Regions from separate parts of the Homo sapiens genome. Here region 2 is linked to region 1. A link is an interaction called in ENCODE POLR2A ChIA-PET data of the cell type or tissue named here. Cell type or tissue: PC-9. All regions are shown on one strand. Links, peaks and the distances in the headings refer to the core of each region. The heading gives the core; the rest is flanking DNA.

Region 1 (2,810 bases), core at 42-2,541:
CAGGAGGCTGAGGCAGGAGAATTGCTTGAACCTGGGATGCAGAGGCTGCAGTGAGCCAAGATTCAGGTATCCCTGTTATTGGAAGTACTAGTCAGAGGCTGGAAGGCCATTCAGTGAGGTTGCTACAGAAAAGATTCAAGCATCAGGCAATGTTTAGACAGATGACCTTTAAGATCCCTTCCAACCCTAAGAACCTTGGAGTCTTACAGTTTTATACGTGCTTACCTTATGAAGACATCCTCCATGGTCATGACAGAGGCCCCAAAGCTGGAGATGCCCAGCTCTACCTGCCTCAGTTCCAAGTCAGTAAATAGAGATTCAAACCTGGAAGGAAAGAAATGGTTTTAGTCCTGAAAGGTGTAAGGTGAATCCCTTTCATCACTGCCCTTGGCTCTCTACTGGGGAAAAAGCATGGACTTTGGAGTCAGGAACGTATTTTTTCAAACACCAGCTTTGTCATTAGCTTTATAACTATGTGAATGTCAGGGGCCCTTCACAGTTTTTTACCTATTAACTCTGTATTAAGGTCTGTGGATGCTTTCAACAGCTCTTTGAGGACAGTGCTGAGAAGTTAAGAAACTTCCCTGAGGCCACACAGCCAGAAGCAGAAGAGCCAGGACTCAAGCTCAGGCCTTTCGTCTCCAGAGAGAGTGGTTTTAATTGTTATTTAAGCGAGGAAAGGAGATAATTCTTTTAGCCTGCTAATGTTAAAACCTTTCTCAAACATGCTTTCCATTTTTTTTAAATTAAAACAATCATGGCTTTTGTTTGTGATATTAAGAAATCCATCATAATGTTCTATAATGAAGGCTTCTATTCTCTCACAACCTAGTGTCCAACTTTTAAGAAACCAGACACATATGCCAGATGCCTATACGAGGTCTGCAGGGGCTTTGTGTGTGTCCCTGTGAGCAGACAATGGTTATAAACTAATCATGGCTGGGTTTGAGTCTAGACTCTGTCACTTACAAGTTTTGTGACTTTGAGCTAGTTGTTTCACCTTTCCAAATCTTCCCTCACCTGTAAGACAGATATTACCTAATTCAAAAAGTTGTAAGGATTGAGAAAAATGTAAAGATGCTTAGCAAAGTAGCCCCCCTGTGTTAAATATTCAGCAAATACTATTTACTGAATATGATCAACAGTCACACCCTCAGTATGTTCACTATCTTGCTCTTCATTCAGTTTCCAGTTACTGAAATTGTACTCATGCTATTGCTACTGTCTTGCCAACAAGATCACAGTAACCATTTTAAAATATTGAGGCAGAATTTAGGTAAACTATCTTGTTCTTACATGTATAGTTTGATGAGTTTTGACAAATGTGTAATATCACCCTAATCAAGACACCGAACATTCCATCACCCTAGAAAATGCCCCCATGTCCCCTTTGATGAGTCCCTCTCTTGCCCTCAGACAACCAAATGTCCTAAATTTTACATTAGTTTTACTTCTTCTTGCTCTTCATGTAAATGGAATCATATGGTCTTTTCATCTCTTGCTTCATCCATGTAACATGTTTTTGAGGTTAAACCGTGTTGCATGCATTAGTTCATTCTCGTAAATTGCAGAGCAGCATTCAACAAAAGGAATATATCTATTCTCCTGTTGATAGACATTTGAATTGTTCCTGTGTAAGGATGCTTATGCATAAAGCAGCTATAAATGTTCTTCTATGTGTCCTGTGTCTGGACATATGTTTTCATTTATCTTGAATAACACAGTAGATAAATGATAGCTACAAATTCTTTGCTACTTTTCCCACTGAGAGGTGGCCTTTAATTCCCTTTTATCTGGGCTGGCCTTAGTGTCTTGCTTGACTGAGAGGATGCAATGCAAGTAATGGATGTTGGGTAGAAGAAGCCTTCAGGTATCTTGATTTCTTTGGGAGCCCCAAGCCACCAGGTAAGATGCCTCACTACCTTGAAACCAGGCTGAATCCATGCCAAGGCACAGACATGTGAACAAAGCCTCCAGATAAGTCCACTCCCCAACTTGTGTTTTGTTAAAGGCTTTTATGTCTATGCCCATGAGGATATTAGTCTATAATTTCCTGTTGTCATAGGGACTTTTCCAGGTTTTGGTATCAGGGTTGTGCTGGCCTTAAAATGAGTTGGGAAGTGTTTCCTTCTCTATTTTCTAAAAGATTGAGATTATTTTTTTCTTCAATGTTTCATAGAATCTGGAGTTCTCTTTTTGGGAATACTTTTGATTGCAAATTCAATTTCATGAATAGATATATGGTTATTCAGATTTTTCTGCTTCATTTTGTAAGTTTTGGTAAATTGCATTGTTTAAGAAATCAGTCCATTTTACCTAAAGTGTCCAATTTATTTACATGTGATATTTTATTATTATCCTTTTTGTAACTCTAGGCTCTGTAACTATAGCAGTACTTTCCTTACTGGTGCTAGTTAATTTTCTTTTTTTCTTTAATGGTCTTGGAATTAATGGTTTATCATTTAATGGTTTATCAATATAATTTATCAATTTTATTAATCTTTTAAAATAACTTTTTGCTTTTTAGCTTTTTAGCATTTTGGCCTTTCTCAATTTTCTTTTTGTTTCTTATTACATTATTTTCTCCCCCTATATTTTTCATTTCTTCTCTTCCACATAATCTGGGTTTAATTTTCTCTTCTTTTCCTACCTTTTCCGTTGGAAACAGGTAAATGATTTTAAGCCCCTTTTCTTTTCAAATGTAAGTTTTTAAAAGCTATATATTTCTAAGCACTGCCTCAGTAGCATCTGAAAATTTTTGATACATTGTATTTTCATCATCATTCAGTTAAAAATATTTTCCACTTTTT
Region 2 (2,810 bases), core at 226-2,725, 53 kb before region 1:
GGCTCTGCTGTGGAGTTTCTTGGAGCTCAGGGTTGCAATCCTTTTAAAATAGTTTTGAAAAAAACCCATACATAGGGCGTGCAGGCTCATGGTCAGAAATCTGGGACATCACTGAAGGTAGGAGCCGTGCTGTATCTCACCCCCCAAGAAGTAACCAGGACAAATGGATGCTGGACTCTTTTCCTCCCCACAGCCTCCTCCTATGTCAGCACCTTCCCCGACACAGGCATCCCTGGGAAGGGCCACTCCTTACTCTGCCCGTGCGTCAGTCTGGCCAGGAGCAGGGCTGCGGCAGCCAGGCGGGCTGGGGCGTAGGCGGACAGGCTGGTGTGCAGCAGGGAGAGCTCGCAGAGGAAGCTGCACAGGTGCTGGGTTCTCAGCTCCACAGGGACTAGCGTCAGCAGGACCTCCTTGTAATCCACCACAGTGGGGACCTAGACAGCCGGGACGGGGTGTGGGCTCTCAGCGCTCGGGGGCTCCTTGGTGCAGTGCCGCATGCAGGCCCAGCGCAGGGTCTGGCCCGGATGATGTTCACGCCGATGCTGCACGCGTAGCGCACCAGCGCAGATGGCGACGTGGTGCAACCGTGGCCTCCTGCTCCATGGCTTTGGGCACAGCAGAGACAGCTGCTCTCTGAGTCCATGAGGCCCTCCCACAGCAGGAAAGCTGAATGCCCACCCCCACCCTCCAGCACAGCGACAACGAAGATTAATAAGGAAAATGGAACCGCTGCTTACTCGAATCTTCCCTTCCAAGGCGGAGACGATCTCGCCCATCATTCTCACCAGGTCCTCGTACTTGTAAGTGTTGTCCGTGAGCCATACGGCCTCCCGGATGGTCAGGATCTCTTTACTGATAAACCTGCAACGCCGAGAAGGGGTCTCAGGGTGGAGCCCACTTCCTGGGGCAGGGGTGGGGCGGAGGGACCCAAGGCTTTAGGAGGCCTCAAGGTAGGGAGGGAGCCATGGCGTTGGGCTTTGGTGACAAACAGAGGCTTCATAATGGAGCCAGCTGCCTGTGGCTGACAAGGGGCATTTAAAAAAGGGGAGGCCCAGGCAGGAGGACAGCTCAGCCAGGAGTTCGAGACCACCCTGGGCAACAAAGCAAGACCCTATCTCTTCAAAAAGTTAAAAAATAAAAAATTAGCAGAGCATGGTGGCACGTGCCTATAGTCTCAGTTACTTGGGACGCTAAGGTGGGAGGATTGCTTAAGCCCAGGAAGTTGAGGCTGCAGTGAGCTTTGATTACACCACTGCATTCCAACCTGGGTGACAGAGCAAGACACTGTCTCAAAAAATAATCATCATAATAATAACAAAGGGGAGGTCAGAAAGTGCTGGAAAGAGGGATGAGAGCCACAAGGCAGACAGAAAGCAGCAAGGCTGTTAGGCAGACTCACAAATGTCTGCAAAAGGCCCAAGTGCCCTGAGCATTCAGTTTGCTAAAAGACACCAAGGACAGAGATTTGCCTGTCACGTGACAGCTCTATCAGTGGGGTAGAAATGTTATAGACCCAGAAGGTGGGTGAGTCACCAGATCTAGGAATTGGAGGCAAAGGGCCCAAGGGTTGTTGGAAAGTCTGTGCCCGGCACTGTGTGGCCGCAGGAATCCTGACTGTCTCTAGGCGATGGTCACCCTGTTCTCTGTTGTCAACCAGCGCCAACTATCAGGGAACACGCTGCTCCAGCGGCCCCCCGCAAGGCACCTTCCCCTTGGACTGAGGCCAAGTCCCTTGGCTGCTCTGTCCTGGGGACTCTGCAGGTTGCATGCGTCATTCACTTGACCAAGAGGACAAGAGGCGCAGGGACTACACCTGCCAGCGTGGGGGCTGCAGACGCCAAAAAGACAAGATGTCAGTGGCCAATGAGAGCCCAGCGTGGGGTGTGAGATGGCTGGTGGGGGCAGGGCACCTCTGAGAGCAGAGGTGGGGGGCAGCTCAGCCTTTAAAATCTTTTTTTTTTTGAGACAGAGTTTCCCTCTGTCACCCAGGCTGGATTAGTGCAGTGGCGCTATCTCAGCTCACTGCAACCTCCGCCTCCCAGGTTCAAGTGATTCTCATGCCTCAGCCTCCCAAGTAGATGGGACTACAGGCGCCCACTACCACGTCTGGCTAATTTTGTTTGTATTTTTTTGAGACAGAGTCTTGCGCCATTGCCCAGGCTGCAGTGCAATGGTGTAATCTTGGCTCACTGCAACCTCTGCCTCTCGGGTTCAAGCAATTCTCCTGCCTCAGCCTCCTGAGTAGCTGGGATTACAGGCATGCACCACCACGCCCAGCTAATTTTTTGTATCTTTAGTAGAGACAGGGTTTCACCATGTTGGCCAGGCTGGTCTTGAACTCCTGACCTCACGATCCGCCCACATCAGCCTCCCAAAGTGCTGGGATTACAGGCGTGAGCCACCGTGCCTGGTCCCCGGATTTAAAAAAAAAAAAAAAAAAGATAATAAGGCAGAGTTGATTTGAGGGAGCTGTGGTGATAGTTATATGGACCACTGCAATCAGGTCTTGTGGTTGGGGAAGAAATTGGACTCAGCTCCCTGAAACGTTTTTAGCAGTTATTCTCTCACTGCCAGCCGGTTGTGGCCCAGGAGCTTTGTCGTAGGTTGCAGTGATGGATGTGCAGTCAGATCCAGGGAGGCGGCCGCCCGACCTCCTCAGTCGTCTCTGGTCGGAAGACCTGGGACGCTGGATTCAGGCCCAAGAGCGCATCTGAAGACAGCTCTGGATGCTTGTGGCAGGGTTTGCTCCCTCCTTCCATGGGAATGACACTGCATCGAGCTGGCACACACAGGCCCGAAGAGACTACACC

What was found. Peaks named below come from ENCODE experiments on the same cell type or tissue, not always from the same donor. Only the 100,000 strongest peaks of a DNase experiment are listed, where the experiment ranks them.
Region 2: POLR2A ChIA-PET joins it to region 1 with 15 read pairs; 4 of 35 experiments call an interaction of 5 or more read pairs at or near these places.

The regions. Positions count from the first base shown.
Region 1 is chr16:2,393,354-2,396,163 of GRCh38, reverse strand. It overlaps the pseudogene ABCA17P. Among named protein-coding and RNA genes, the nearest start is that of CCNF, 35 kb to the left of the region's middle. In PC-9, for the core only: no CTCF peak of the experiment used is centred there; no DNase peak of the experiment used is centred there; H3K27me3 peaks cover 875 bases.
Region 2 is chr16:2,446,906-2,449,715 of GRCh38, reverse strand. It overlaps CCNF (cyclin F), which reads right to left. Exons shown (of 17, transcript NM_001761.3): 11 at 738-861; 12 at 254-434. Among named protein-coding and RNA genes, the nearest start is that of MIR6767, 2.9 kb to the right of the region's middle. In PC-9, for the core only: no CTCF peak of the experiment used is centred there; a DNase peak (open chromatin) is centred at 1,595; H3K4me3 peaks cover 358 bases; H3K27ac peaks cover 1,901 bases.